2 separate regions of the Homo sapiens genome follow, and region 1 is linked to region 2. A link is an interaction called in ENCODE POLR2A ChIA-PET data of the cell type or tissue named here. Cell type or tissue: OCI-LY7. All regions are shown on one strand. Each heading gives the region's core, and the rest is flanking DNA. Links, peaks and the distances in the headings are about the cores only. Region 1 overlaps MMD (monocyte to macrophage differentiation associated). Region 2 overlaps SMIM36 (small integral membrane protein 36).

What was found. Peaks named below come from ENCODE experiments on the same cell type or tissue, not always from the same donor. Only the 100,000 strongest peaks of a DNase experiment are listed, where the experiment ranks them.
Region 1: POLR2A ChIA-PET joins it to region 2 with 5 read pairs; 6 of 35 experiments call an interaction of 5 or more read pairs at or near these places.

What each region holds. Positions count from the first base shown.
Region 1 is chr17:55,413,294-55,416,208 of GRCh38, reverse strand. It overlaps MMD (monocyte to macrophage differentiation associated), which reads left to right. Exons shown (of 7, transcript NM_012329.3): 2 at 1,977-2,058. Among named protein-coding and RNA genes, the nearest start is that of MMD, 7.1 kb to the left of the region's middle. In OCI-LY7, for the core only: no CTCF peak of the experiment used is centred there; no DNase peak of the experiment used is centred there.
Region 2 is chr17:55,465,586-55,468,500 of GRCh38, reverse strand. SMIM36 (small integral membrane protein 36) reads left to right here. Exons shown (of 5, transcript NM_001395421.2): 4 at 1,173-1,356. Among named protein-coding and RNA genes, the nearest start is that of SMIM36, 44 kb to the left of the region's middle. In OCI-LY7, for the core only: no CTCF peak of the experiment used is centred there; a DNase peak (open chromatin) is centred at 1,610; H3K4me3 peaks cover 849 bases; H3K27ac peaks cover 987 bases.

The sequences.
Region 1 (2,915 bases), core at 209-2,708, 52 kb after region 2:
GGTAGACAAATCCTACTTACTGCACCCTACACAGAGCACATTCAATTTCATCTAACTACAGCCATCTTGGGGCCTTGCTCTTTAGCCTTGAAAATTCCTAATAGGGTATGCTACTTATAGCTCTGTTGTTATGTCTCAGGACAATGATGTGGTATATCCTCCAATTCTTGGGACACTTTTAAAGCATTCTTCCCAAGAGTGTAATTATTTTCTTTTTTGCTAATAAGAGCTGTATAGCAACACTCTTGTCTCTTAGGAAATTAGTAAAATTATTTAAAATATTATCAGGGGAGAAAAGATGATGCTTAATAATAGTTAACTATATTTGAGAATAGCTTGGATAAATTTTGAAGCTACTAACTGTATATTTCTCTTTAACAGTTGGTTTTCAAACCATCTGGTAGATTATACTCAGTAAGTACATATTTTGTACACTAGTTAAATATCTTAACCCATCAGTGGGCCAAGTGAAATATCTTCACTGTCCCAAATTCATTCCCCAGTGGATTTTCCACCTGAACTATCTGTATTGTGTTAATAGTGGCTGCCACTTTATTTTTATTTATTTGATCTAACGATAACAGGCTCTTCCTAACTCAGGGAAAGAGTATTGGCTGGTCTTTTATTAATAAACTTGGCACTCTCTAAAATGGCTTGGTCATGCGTTTTAGCCAATTTTTGGCAACTTGGTTCTACCATTTGGTTCAGCCCTGTACCATTTTTTATTTTGTGTATGAATAAGGTAATGAGTAGTTAGAACTCATTAGTGGCACAAAATACCAACCCCCAACCCCCATTCACACTTCTTTAAACTAGCTTGAGCAAAAGGATTATTTATTGTGCAAAGCCTGTTGACGTCTTACAGACTCTTAAGCACAGGAGTGCAGTGGACCTCTGCAACCTGAATGCTGTTGAAATTTTTTTTTTTTTTTACGTCCGTCTGTTTCTGTGCATCTACCTCTTTCTTCTTTTATTCAGACAGCTGCTTTTTTCTCTCCTGAGAAAAAAAGGATTAATTAGACTAATCCAGAGTCCCTCATGAAACCTGTTGTGGGTATGGGTTGGGTTTTTGGTGGGGAGGGCATCCTCACTCAGCATACTGAAATGGAAGAATGCTATCCTCTCTTTAGGTTCTGTGGTATTCATGCTTTTCTCTGTACTACTGATGGTCACAAAGTTAGCCTAAAGGGAAGTGCGGAATATGGGCATATGTCTATATATGTAACAGATTTTGATATTTAGATACGTACACACATTTGTGTGTATATATGAATTTTATAGCCAAAAGAATCAGGTAGTAGTCATGTGTTTGGTTTTTGAAGCAGACTTTTTGATTTCAGGAAGAACAAAGGTGAAAACATACCTCCGGTTTTAAGTTGCCTAGAGGTAGCCAGGTGTCATTTATTTAAGCTGTCTGGTAATACAATATAGGGAAACTAGTGGGACAGGCCTGTTAATCATGGGATGTAGGGTTTAAAGATGTGCCTATATAAAGCTTTATAAATTTTAAGAGAGAAAATAGAAACTTTGTTTTTCAAATGTAGTGTATCCCTTTTCACTAAATGACAATAAAATTTAGAAAAATTCGTTTTTTTTTTCTAGTTGTACCGTGTGTGTGTGTGTGTGTGTGTGTGTGTGTGTGTGTGTGTGTGAATGGAGGAGGAGGGTTCCAGTTGAAGGGGTGGATATGGTTTCTCTTTGCTTTTGGTTGTAGAAGTTTGCTTTTGGTTATGGAAGGTTTTTCTTTTGAATAAACTGAAAGAAGGCTTAATCTAATAAACTAGGGTATTTGCTTAAGGATCATTGCTATTGGCTCAGTTTACTCCTCTTTAGTGGCTTTGGCTTTATTACCGCAACTGGGTATTTCCACCAGTCACTTCTTTGCGTAGAATAGACCACATACCCACTGGTGGGTTTCCTCATTGTTCTTCACACACTTTGAGTTTTTCTTACATGTGTTCTTTTTGTTTTTACAGGTTCATGAACCATCGAGCTCCAGCCAATGGCCGCTACAAGCCAACTTGCTATGAACATGCTGCTAACTGTTACACACACGCAGTGAGTACAAGTTTTCCACCATTGCCATCCTTTCCACGGGGCTTTGGTGGGAGGAAGGGGTAGTTATCTCTAGTAACCTCAGCACAATTAGTTGGATTTACCCATCTGTGACCTTATCTACCAGGAAATCAGTTCTGGGTCGTGTCACCAGAAACTATGTAAGCATGTAGAATGCTTTGTGTGTTCTAACCTACAGTCAGCTCTGTCCTGGATTCGCTTTCTCCAACAAGATATTCTTTAAAGGAATAATAATAGTATGTACCCTAGTTATAGAAAAACCAAAGACACCTATTTATGAAGACTGTCACCCCTAGAATGAAATGAATCGCCTTTTCAAGACAATCAACTGTGTTCATTTGGCAAAGAGAGTTCACAGTTTGTTGAAAAAGATGCTTTTTAAAATTAAGTGATCCTCTGAAATGGGGAGGGGAGCCATAGCCTCCCACTCCTACAGTGGCCATTGCTTCCCAGAGGAGATGTTATTCCATATTGGTGAAGAAAAAGCCGATGTGATCCCTAAATTTTTTGTTAATTTTTTTCTGCTTTGTAAAAGCAAAACATGCTTATTATAAGAAACTTTAAAAATACTGAAAAATATATAAGAAAAACAAAACTAACCAGAAATAAACTGTTAACACTTCGGTGCATTTCTTTGTGTGTGTGTTTGTGTGTATGTGTGTGTGTATATGTGTGTCTCTGTGTTGGGGGTGTTTGTGAATATGTATGTATTTTCAGTTTTCCTGTTAATGTGACATTAATGGCATTTCTTATGTCATTATAAATTTTTTACTTTACCTGTGGTTTCATTATTCCCTTGCATTTAGTGACATTGAGGGAAAAATAGTGGCTGGGATACA
Region 2 (2,915 bases), core at 164-2,663:
TATAATCAGACACCAACGGAAGGCTGTCTTCCCAAATCCGTGACCGACGTCGGAGTTTTTAAGTTGACGGATAAAATGTGTCTCCTTTGTCTCTACTAGAGAGGAAAAAAGAACTGGAATTGGAAGGACAGTGAGATTGAAGGGTAGCAAGAGAGGCTGGAGAAGAGAATGAAGAGACTGCTTACCCGATTTGAAATCAGTGAGATGTTCCTTGGGCTGGTCTGAGGACCTGAGGTCATAGGTGGATCTCCTCACGGAGTGAGGGCGAAGACAGGGGACCGGTCTCCCGAAGGAGTCCTTCTGTCCCAGGTCTTTGGCACCAAATGTTACACGTGTCCGTGTGAAGAGGCTTTGTGTGAGCAATAAAGCTTTTTAATCACCTGGGTGCAGGTGGACTGAGTCCAAAAAAGGAGTCAGCAAAGGGAGATAGGAGTGGGACAGTTTTGTAGGATTTGGGTAGGTAGTGAAAAATTACAGTCAAAGGGGCTTTTTCTCTTGTGGGCAGGGGCGGGGGTCACAAGGTGCTCAGTGGGGAGCTCCCGAGACTCACTGTCCAGGAGAAGGAGTGTCACAAGGTCAATTGATCAGTTAGGGTGGGGCGGGAACAAATCACAACAGTGGAATGTCATCAGTTAAGGCAGGAACTGCCTATTTTCACTTCTTTTGTGGTTCTTCAGTTGCAGGTCACAGGGGATATGATGGCTTAGCTTGGGCTCAGAGGCCTGACATGGCCCAGCAGGAAAGCCAGGTTGCAGCAGAGACAATCGCAAACTCAACCTGCATTTATCAAACTAAAAATATGGTTGGCCGAGTGCGGTGGCTCACGCCTGCAATCCCTGCACTTTGGGAGGCCGTGGCAGGCGGATCACGAGGTCAGGAGATCGAGACCATCCTGGCTAACACAGTGAAACCCCGTCTCTACTAAAAATACAAAAAATTAGCTGGGCATGGTGGCCGGCGCCTGTAGTCCCAGCTACTTGGGAGGCTGAGGCAGGAGAATGGCATGAACCTTGGAGGCGGAGCTGGCAGGGAGCCGAGATCACGCCACTGCACTAGAGCCTGGGTGACAGAGCGAGACTCTGTCTCAAAAAAAAAAAAAATATGGTCAAAAGTGCTTCCTATATAAGGCTCCAACACGCTTTGAGGTTGGTGTCTCTGTTTTCATCCTATAGGTGATGGAACTGACTGGCCCCAATAGAAATTAGACTGACAGCTAATAAAAAGAAGCTTTTGAATCTATAGCTCTTAACAAGCCCCACTGCTCTTTCTGCCTGCTGTGGCTTACTGTCATGGGAAACCATCCTTAGGGACATTTCGTGGCCTCTGGATGTGGGCAGACATTATAACAAACACTGTGTAAGTATATTTGCCTCATCCTTTGTGTTTCTATTTGGAGCAAGTTTTGGTTTTATTGTTGTTGTTGTTGTTTTTTCTTTTTTCGGACTTAATTGGTGAGTGTAACGAATTGCAGTTCCTCTGTATGTTGTCTCAGAACACTCAACTGCATCTCCCTGATGGCCTCATTTCCCCCTTCTGTTACTATGCATTCCACTGCAGCAGAGCTAGTAATTGCAACTAATTAACTTAAGAATAGCCTTGAGATAAAAACAAAAGCACTTACACGGAGCAAGTCAGCAGGTTGGACTTACGCAAAAGAACTTGCTGCTTAAGAGGAAACTGAACTTTGGCTTCCAGCCCTTGGCACCTCCGATACCACCAAGTCCATGAACTGTGGCTTTTCTGTTGAGCAGACCCGGGGTGCTTCCTATACAGCTGAGAGAATCACTTCAATGAAAGCTCCTCCTCCTGCCCACTCTCTCGGCCTGGAAAGGAACAGGAACGTTGTGGATCATCACCACTCAGGGTGCGATGAAGAGGAGCTCCGAAATGAAGAAAATGGAAGATGACAACTCAAGCTACAGGTTCTGTGCTTGAGAACTCCAAGAGGAAAGGAATATGATGTCTGGACTTGTCCTTATTCATCATTTAGCTCAACTTTTCAGAATGTGATTATTTGTAACTTCTTTTGTCCTACATTTATCATGGACCCCTGCTTGGTAACCTGCAAACTCCCACACGTAGCATCTAAATTTCTCCATACGCTGGCCCTAACTTCTCATTCAAACCAGACTCCAGCCGCTCCCAAACTTGAAGCCTCCCTTCTAACCAAATGACTCCAAAATATGTGTGGCACTTTCTTTTTTTTTTTTTTTTTTTTTTTTTGAGACGGAGTCTTGATCTTGTTGCCCAGGCTGGAGTACAGTAGTGCAATCTCAGCTCACTGCAACCTCTGCCTCCCAGGTTCAAGCGATTCTCCTACCTCAGCCTCCCTAGTAGCTGGGATTACAGGTGCCCGCCACCATGCCAGGCTAATTTTGCATTTTTAGTAGAGACAGGGTTTTACCATGTTGGTCAGGCTGGTCTTAAACTCCCAACCTCAGGTGATCCGCCCACCTCGGCCTCCCAAAGTGCTGAGATTACAAGCGTGGTGAGCCACCATGCCCTGCCAGCACTTTCTTATCTTCCTGTCTCCTGGCTCAAAGCACTTCCCTACTGGAATCCCATTATAACAAAATATAGGTGAAAGGGCACCCATCCTGCAGTCCAGTGGATCTAAATCACCTATGCAGAGACTGGCTTCATCAAAACCATCTAAGGACCTTATTAGAGACTCTGAGCTCTACTGCTAGATGGTTCTCCTGCACAGCCAAGTTTGGGAACCCCTAATAGCCCAAACTCACTTGGCCAGTGCAGAACTCTCCTCTATACCATTCTAAGACACAGAAACCAGTCTCTGCTTGAACATTCACTGTGGTCTGGAAATCACCACCTGATGAAAGAACTTAATTCCATTTTTAAACAAAGCTAATTGTCAAAAATTTATGCCATGTGTTGAGGCAATGTCATCTTCTCTG